2 separate regions of the Homo sapiens genome follow, and region 1 is linked to region 2. A link is a loop called in an ENCODE intact Hi-C map of the cell type or tissue named here. Cell type or tissue: endothelial cell of umbilical vein. All regions are shown on one strand. Links, peaks and the distances in the headings refer to the core of each region. The heading gives the core; the rest is flanking DNA.

Region 1 (2,912 bases), core at 325-2,824, 160 kb after region 2:
TTGCTCCACCGCCTGTCCCCACGTTTTCCAATAAAGCAGTTGAGGCTGGAAAAGTCAAGAGATTGGCCTGGAATCCAACAACTCACTAGGAAGTAATGCCCAAATCTGAGCCACATCTGGAGATTCCAAAGGTTTTTCTGTAATCCACACAGCTTTCTTTTAGTCCAGACTTTGGAACTAGAGGTGCTGGGACTTTCATTGTTTGCCCATTCATTCCATGAGTCCTGAGCTGTTCTCAGCCCTGAGGACGCAGCCTGAGACAAAATAGATCAAGATCCTTGCCCTTCGAAAGTGACAAGAATCAGACCCCAAGCCCTCGACCTCTCCTGCACTCTCACAGGCATGGCAGAGGTGGACGCCTCAGTCCTCCCCTGCACCCCAGCTCCAGAAGACGTTCACTCTCCCTGCCCTCCAGGGGCCCACCCCTCCCCTGAGGACAGCCAGTTGTCCTGTTACCTGAAACTTCTGAGTCACTGTCCCCAGTGCCATTTGCCTGGGCAGGGATTGAAGCTGAGTGAGGGGTTCAAGACTGGGCAGGACCCAGAGGACAGCACGCTGGGCTCATGGAGCGACATCACCAAAGGCGGGAGCACCCCAAGCTGCTCCTTGCCAGGCCATGTCCCAGTTCCTCGGAGGGCTGGAGACCTAAGGCTGTGACCTTCAGGTGTCCTTCCTCAAGGAGGGTGCTGAGACAAGGGGCTTAAGACCCACATCTAATCCAGAAAGTATTTCGAAGACAGGGTGCAAACATGGATCTCTCGGGGCTGGCAGAGGGGCCATTTTAGTAAAGTATTTCCAGGCCAACCCAGGAAAGTGCTTGAGAAAATGAGAAGGGGAGCTGAGTCCAGGTGCTCAGGGCCCCCATCACAGCTTCGTCCATCACCAGCAACCCCCAACTCTCCGACGTGTTAGAATTCAGGTGAAGAGGAAGGGCAGAAGCCCAGCAGCCGGGCCACAGTGACTCCAACCCATCTCTCTACAAAGGCCCAGGCCCAGGCAGCCCCTCCCTCACATCTGGAAGGTTCTGAGCACAAGCAAACCCACGGTCCTTAATATTTCCTGATCTGAGCAGGTTTTTAACCAAGCTGGAAGAGACCACTTAGAAAAGAAGGAAAATAAAATTCCCCTTCAGAATGCCAAGATGGAGAGATTTATCTTCATTCTAAAAAAAAAAAAAGTGGAAAAACATATGTCTGTGGCCCATTTTGAGTGGAAAGTTTTATTTATTCAACTGTTTATTGTTATTTCTCTGCCCACCACAGCAGGGTGAGGGCAAGTCTGATCTGCGGCCTCACCCTCTCCAAGTGCCTCCCCCAACCGCGCTCCCTTCCCCTCCCCACTCCCGGGAGGACCGAGTTGGTTCCATCCTCCCTCAGACCCAGCCAGGAAGCATGCTGTGCCCTCTCCTTTCTCCAGCACCTGAGCCTGGAGAGAGGCCCTGTGTGCCAGGGGCCTCCGTGGAATCCTTGACAGCTCCCCCAACTGCCCAATGCCCACATCAACCTCCTCTAAGTTAGCACTTTTGTCAAAGATAAGAAAAGTATTTTCAGGAAGCCCAAGTGTTTCCTGTTTGGCAGAAGCCAGGCTGAAACGCCCCAACTGGGAGCAGGGAATCGGGCTTGACCTGCATGTGTTTACAGAAGTCAGCTCAGAAGGAAGTGCGGTCCAAGGGTCTTCTTGTTCGTTTATTGAAAAGGCCATTAACGGTTTTTGTCCATCTCTGCTGCTGCTGTTGATGCTGTTTGCATAAATGACACCAGATCCTGCAAACCCTGCCAGTCTGGTGTGTCACTCACTAGAGCACTGGCTGCTCTGTAGCTTTCCAGCCAAGGGAACACATCGTCCTGCCTGCTTTCTGCTATGGATCCAACTGGTTCTTCTTGTGCCAAAAATGACTGCATGGTGTCATATGCACGGCACTCCATTTGATCGTTTATTCACCAAGCCTGTGTTGAGAAGCTTCCCTGTGTTGGATGCTGCTCTCTGATGCCCTGGGAGACAGGAGACAGGCTAAGGCTCCTGCCCTCAGGGAGGTTCCACTCTAGAGAGGGATCCAGATACATAAGGGAGACCCTGTTGTGTTAAAGTGAGAAGAGCTAGGACAAAATCAAGTAGGAGGGGCAGAGGAAGTGTGAGGGGAGGGCTGGCATTTTAGAGGGAGAGGCTGAGGCCAGGGAGGGCTGACTAGAGAAATGACACAGAAAGTTCTAGAAGGTGAGGTGGGAAAGTGGAACCAGCTTGCAGCCATCACTCTGAGTGTGAGAAGAGGCCTCAGGGCTCATGGGCAGTAAGGACAAGGTTCAACCCTGGTCCAGGGGGACAGCTCCAATTCCCATGTTGAGGCACCAGCAAGGGAAAGGCAGGCCCAGGGAGGCAGGAGCTCCCCAGCCAGGCCTACGGTGCATGATGACTGTGTACCACGTGACAATGTGATGTGGTGGTGGCCATCTGAGTTCTGACCTCCAGCGGATAACGTGGTATCTTTCCATGTCCCCAAGTCCCAACAAATTCAGGCAGTTTTCATACTGCCTGTTTCCTCAATACATTTTTGCTGAAAACATTTTCTTAAAGCAGGCATCATGGTGTTGGGAAAAAGCATAAACGACCGTTGAACAGACCCCAGGGGGTGTCTGGCTGTAATCACGGGTCAGGGGCTGACTGACTGGCCAGCAAGCCCGTTCCGCATCCTGCAGAGGGAGGGATAAAGCCCACATCTGAGAGACGAGGAGCCGAGTACCTTTTCAACACCCACACACTCCTCACCCTTTCCTCAGTTCAGCTCGTCCACCCCAACTACGCACAACAGCAGCACAGCAGTAAGGCCAATGGTGCAAGGCGCCGGGCTGCCCGGCCTGGCACACAAGCTGCATGGGAGGTGGTGATGCCCAGCCAGGTGGGCACGGACCTCCCCA
Region 2 (2,912 bases), core at 204-2,703:
ACTTTTCACTGTCCATTGCTCATGCTCCTTTACGAGGTTTGAGAGATGAGTGCCAGCACTGTATTTGGGAGCCGCTGCAGCTCTGCACAGACCCAGAACGTCATGTGCTTTCCCCTCGGCGTGGCCAGGGAGAGCTCGTCTACCCCCGCGTGCTACTCGCCAGCTTTCCCCACTTCGAGGGCGGAGCTCAGTGGCTTAGCGTGAAGTGATCAAATGAGTGTTTACACCAAAGCACTCTATGGGTCTATATCAATATTTCTAAGAATCGTTTCATTTATAGAAATTATTACCCAGCTGACCTGTTATCATGTACAACAGCTTCACTGGCAAAAGCATCATATTCTAGATCGGGGCTTAGCAAACTTTTCTGTAAAGGACCAGAGAGTGAATATTTTCAGCTTTGTGGGCCACACACAATCCTGTTTTATAATCTTCTCGTTTTTTGTTACAACTTTTAAAAAATGCAAAGCAACAACAACCAAAAATAAATAAATAAATAACCCACTCTTAACCTGTGGACTATACAGAAAGAGTTTGTGGGCCAAAATTTGCCCACTGGCCATAGTTTGCTGATCCCTGTTCTAGATGTCTGATTTGCTTTGTATTGGACAGTTTGGCAATAGGAAGAATACACACTTAAATTTTCTTCTCTTTGGCAGAATTGCATTAAAAATCAATTCTTTTTAGCTTTTAGGAAACTGAACTCTCGCAGAGATTTAATTGGAAGAGAACCAGCATTTCATTGAAACATATTTGGAAACACGTTGTGTATATTGAGACACACACACAGACACGGTCTCTGTACTCCAAGTAGTTGAAGTCAACAAATGTGTCTGAACTTTTTTAGCTGGTTTCCATGGGAACGTAGATGAAAACAAAACGTATATTCTGAGGAAGCACCAGGTTTTCTGGCTGAGGAAACGTTTTCTGAGTTAACTCTGAAGGGTGTTTTATTTCCAAGAGTGACGGCTTGGTTGATTCTCTCCTCTCCCTCCTCTTTTCTGTCTTCTCCTCCTCCCCTCTCTGTGTGTTCCCCGCGCCACATGTGCCCTTCGTGGTTCTGTGTCCCTCTCTGCACCCTCACCCCCTCCTTGCTGCCGCTCCTGGGCCTCTGGATGAAGCCTCCGCATCTGGTTTCCATCTCCCTGCGCCGCGGGACTGAAGCCCGGCCGACCCAGATTTCCCGTTCATAAATCATTACTCATCTGGAGCCCAGCCAGGAGCACTTCAGGGACTGTTTACTCAGCACGTCTCCTTTTTCAGAAGAACTGCTTCCCTTCTGTGTCGTTTCAAGTCTGGCTGCCATCTTCTACGTTGATCATTTTCCCCATTTTTATCTTTGAAAAGCAGACAAGAGAGGAATTCACTGTGATAAGGCATTTAAATGAGCTGTATCAAACGTACAGCTGGGTCAAACATAAGAGTTTATTCTAATAAAAGTGGCGAGAAATTCGGAAGTACATACATATTGTGGTAAGAACATATGATATTTGATATTTTAAGTAAACTTTGCAGAAGTAGAGGGAGTTAACACATAATCATAGCTATGTGCCAGGTAACACTTGAAATGTTAACTGAATGCTCACGGCAACTCTACACTATAGGTGCTATTAACCTTATTTTACAGATGAGGAAACTGAGGCACAGAAAACATAACTACTAATAACGTGCCCATCTGCTAGTAAATGACGATCCTCTGACAAGGACCCAGTCTGGCACCAGAGCTTCTGCTCTCTCAAGCAGCTGATTCAACTGCTTCTTCGTTTCTTCAACTGTAAAATCATTTCCATTTCACAGATGGGGAAACTGAGGCTCCAAAAGTTAAGCAAATGAAGCTGTAACAGCTATTTTCAAATATTTCCAAACTGTCTCTTTCCTTAGTACTTCCAATGTGTTTTAGTGCTGTACTGCGTGTGTTTACAGTAAACTCCCAAGAAGTTTAAAAATTCCTCTATGTGTCATTAAGGTTTCCAAAAACTACTTTAATTTTTCCATTTTTCACAGAAGCATGTGACTTGCATAGATTTCTCTTAAATGATTTATAAGAGAAATAAAATGAATGTCAAAATGTTTTTACCTAAGAACGGAGTAAATCAGATATTTTTCCTATGGTCATAATGCCAATGACTTCAGAGGAATTTAACGATGAAAATGGAAACATAAAATAAGATAAAGGGCACTGAGTGCTGTTCTAATTTCTGAGTCATATTTTTGGGAAATAATTAATATAAAGAATACTCAGTGACCATTTTCCATGTTTATTCAGTGATAAACACCATGCCAGCTGCTGGGAGAAAAGAGACACATTAAGTAATTTATCTTCCTGCAAAGAGTGACACTGCAGTGGTAGTACATAAGGGTTGGAATGACATTCTTGTCAATTACAGCATTTTGTAGAAATGCAGTTTCTTTGAATGTGAAGGATCAGCTGATCTGTCACCATCATTTTCCAACTGGTATGTTATTGGGGTGGGTTGGGAAAGGGGGCTAGGTTGTGCTGCAGTAACCAACAACTCCAAAATCTCAGTAGGTTAATCCAGCCAAATTTATTTTTTCACTCACATTACCAGTCCTATATAGGACAGCAGAGGCCTCTACTCCACACAGTCACTCAAGGATCAAGGTGATTATGCCTCTACAGTTTTGTACCTAAACCATCAAAAACATGGGGCCTGCATAGAGAGACTGAAGAAAATAGCATGGCTTTTTATGAACTCAACAAGAAAGAACACTCATCTTTTGTCCTTGGCCAGAATTCATTGTCCAGACCCACTACCTGCAATATGAATGGAATATTCGTGGGAGCTGGTGAATCCCACTGTGGGTTCACAGAAATGAAACTAAGGCTCAGAAAAAGGGAAATATCAAGCTTACTTCCTAGCCTCATCAACTCTCCACTCCCTAGAGTTGAA

Evidence for each region. A loop is a pair of places that touch in the nucleus more often than their neighbours do. Peaks named below come from ENCODE experiments on the same cell type or tissue, not always from the same donor. Only the 100,000 strongest peaks of a DNase experiment are listed, where the experiment ranks them.
Region 1: a loop joins it to region 2, with 9 times the contacts of the local background. A loop is called at or near these places in 1 of 110 quality-filtered maps.

Annotation. Positions count from the first base shown.
Region 1 is chr2:237,447,884-237,450,795 of GRCh38, forward strand. No RefSeq gene overlaps it. Among named protein-coding and RNA genes, the nearest start is that of COL6A3, 35 kb to the left of the region's middle. RefSeq lists enhancers at 20-520, 521-1,021. In endothelial cell of umbilical vein, for the core only: no CTCF peak of the experiment used is centred there; a DNase peak (open chromatin) is centred at 1,608; H3K27me3 peaks cover 455 bases.
Region 2 is chr2:237,290,410-237,293,321 of GRCh38, forward strand. LOC105373954 (a long non-coding RNA gene) reads right to left here. Exons shown (of 4, transcript XR_924039.3): 4 at 1-1,337. Among named protein-coding and RNA genes, the nearest start is that of COL6A3, 120 kb to the right of the region's middle. In endothelial cell of umbilical vein, for the core only: no CTCF peak of the experiment used is centred there; DNase peaks (open chromatin) are centred at 892, 1,222 and 2,062; H3K4me3 peaks cover 212 bases; H3K27ac peaks cover 1,556 bases.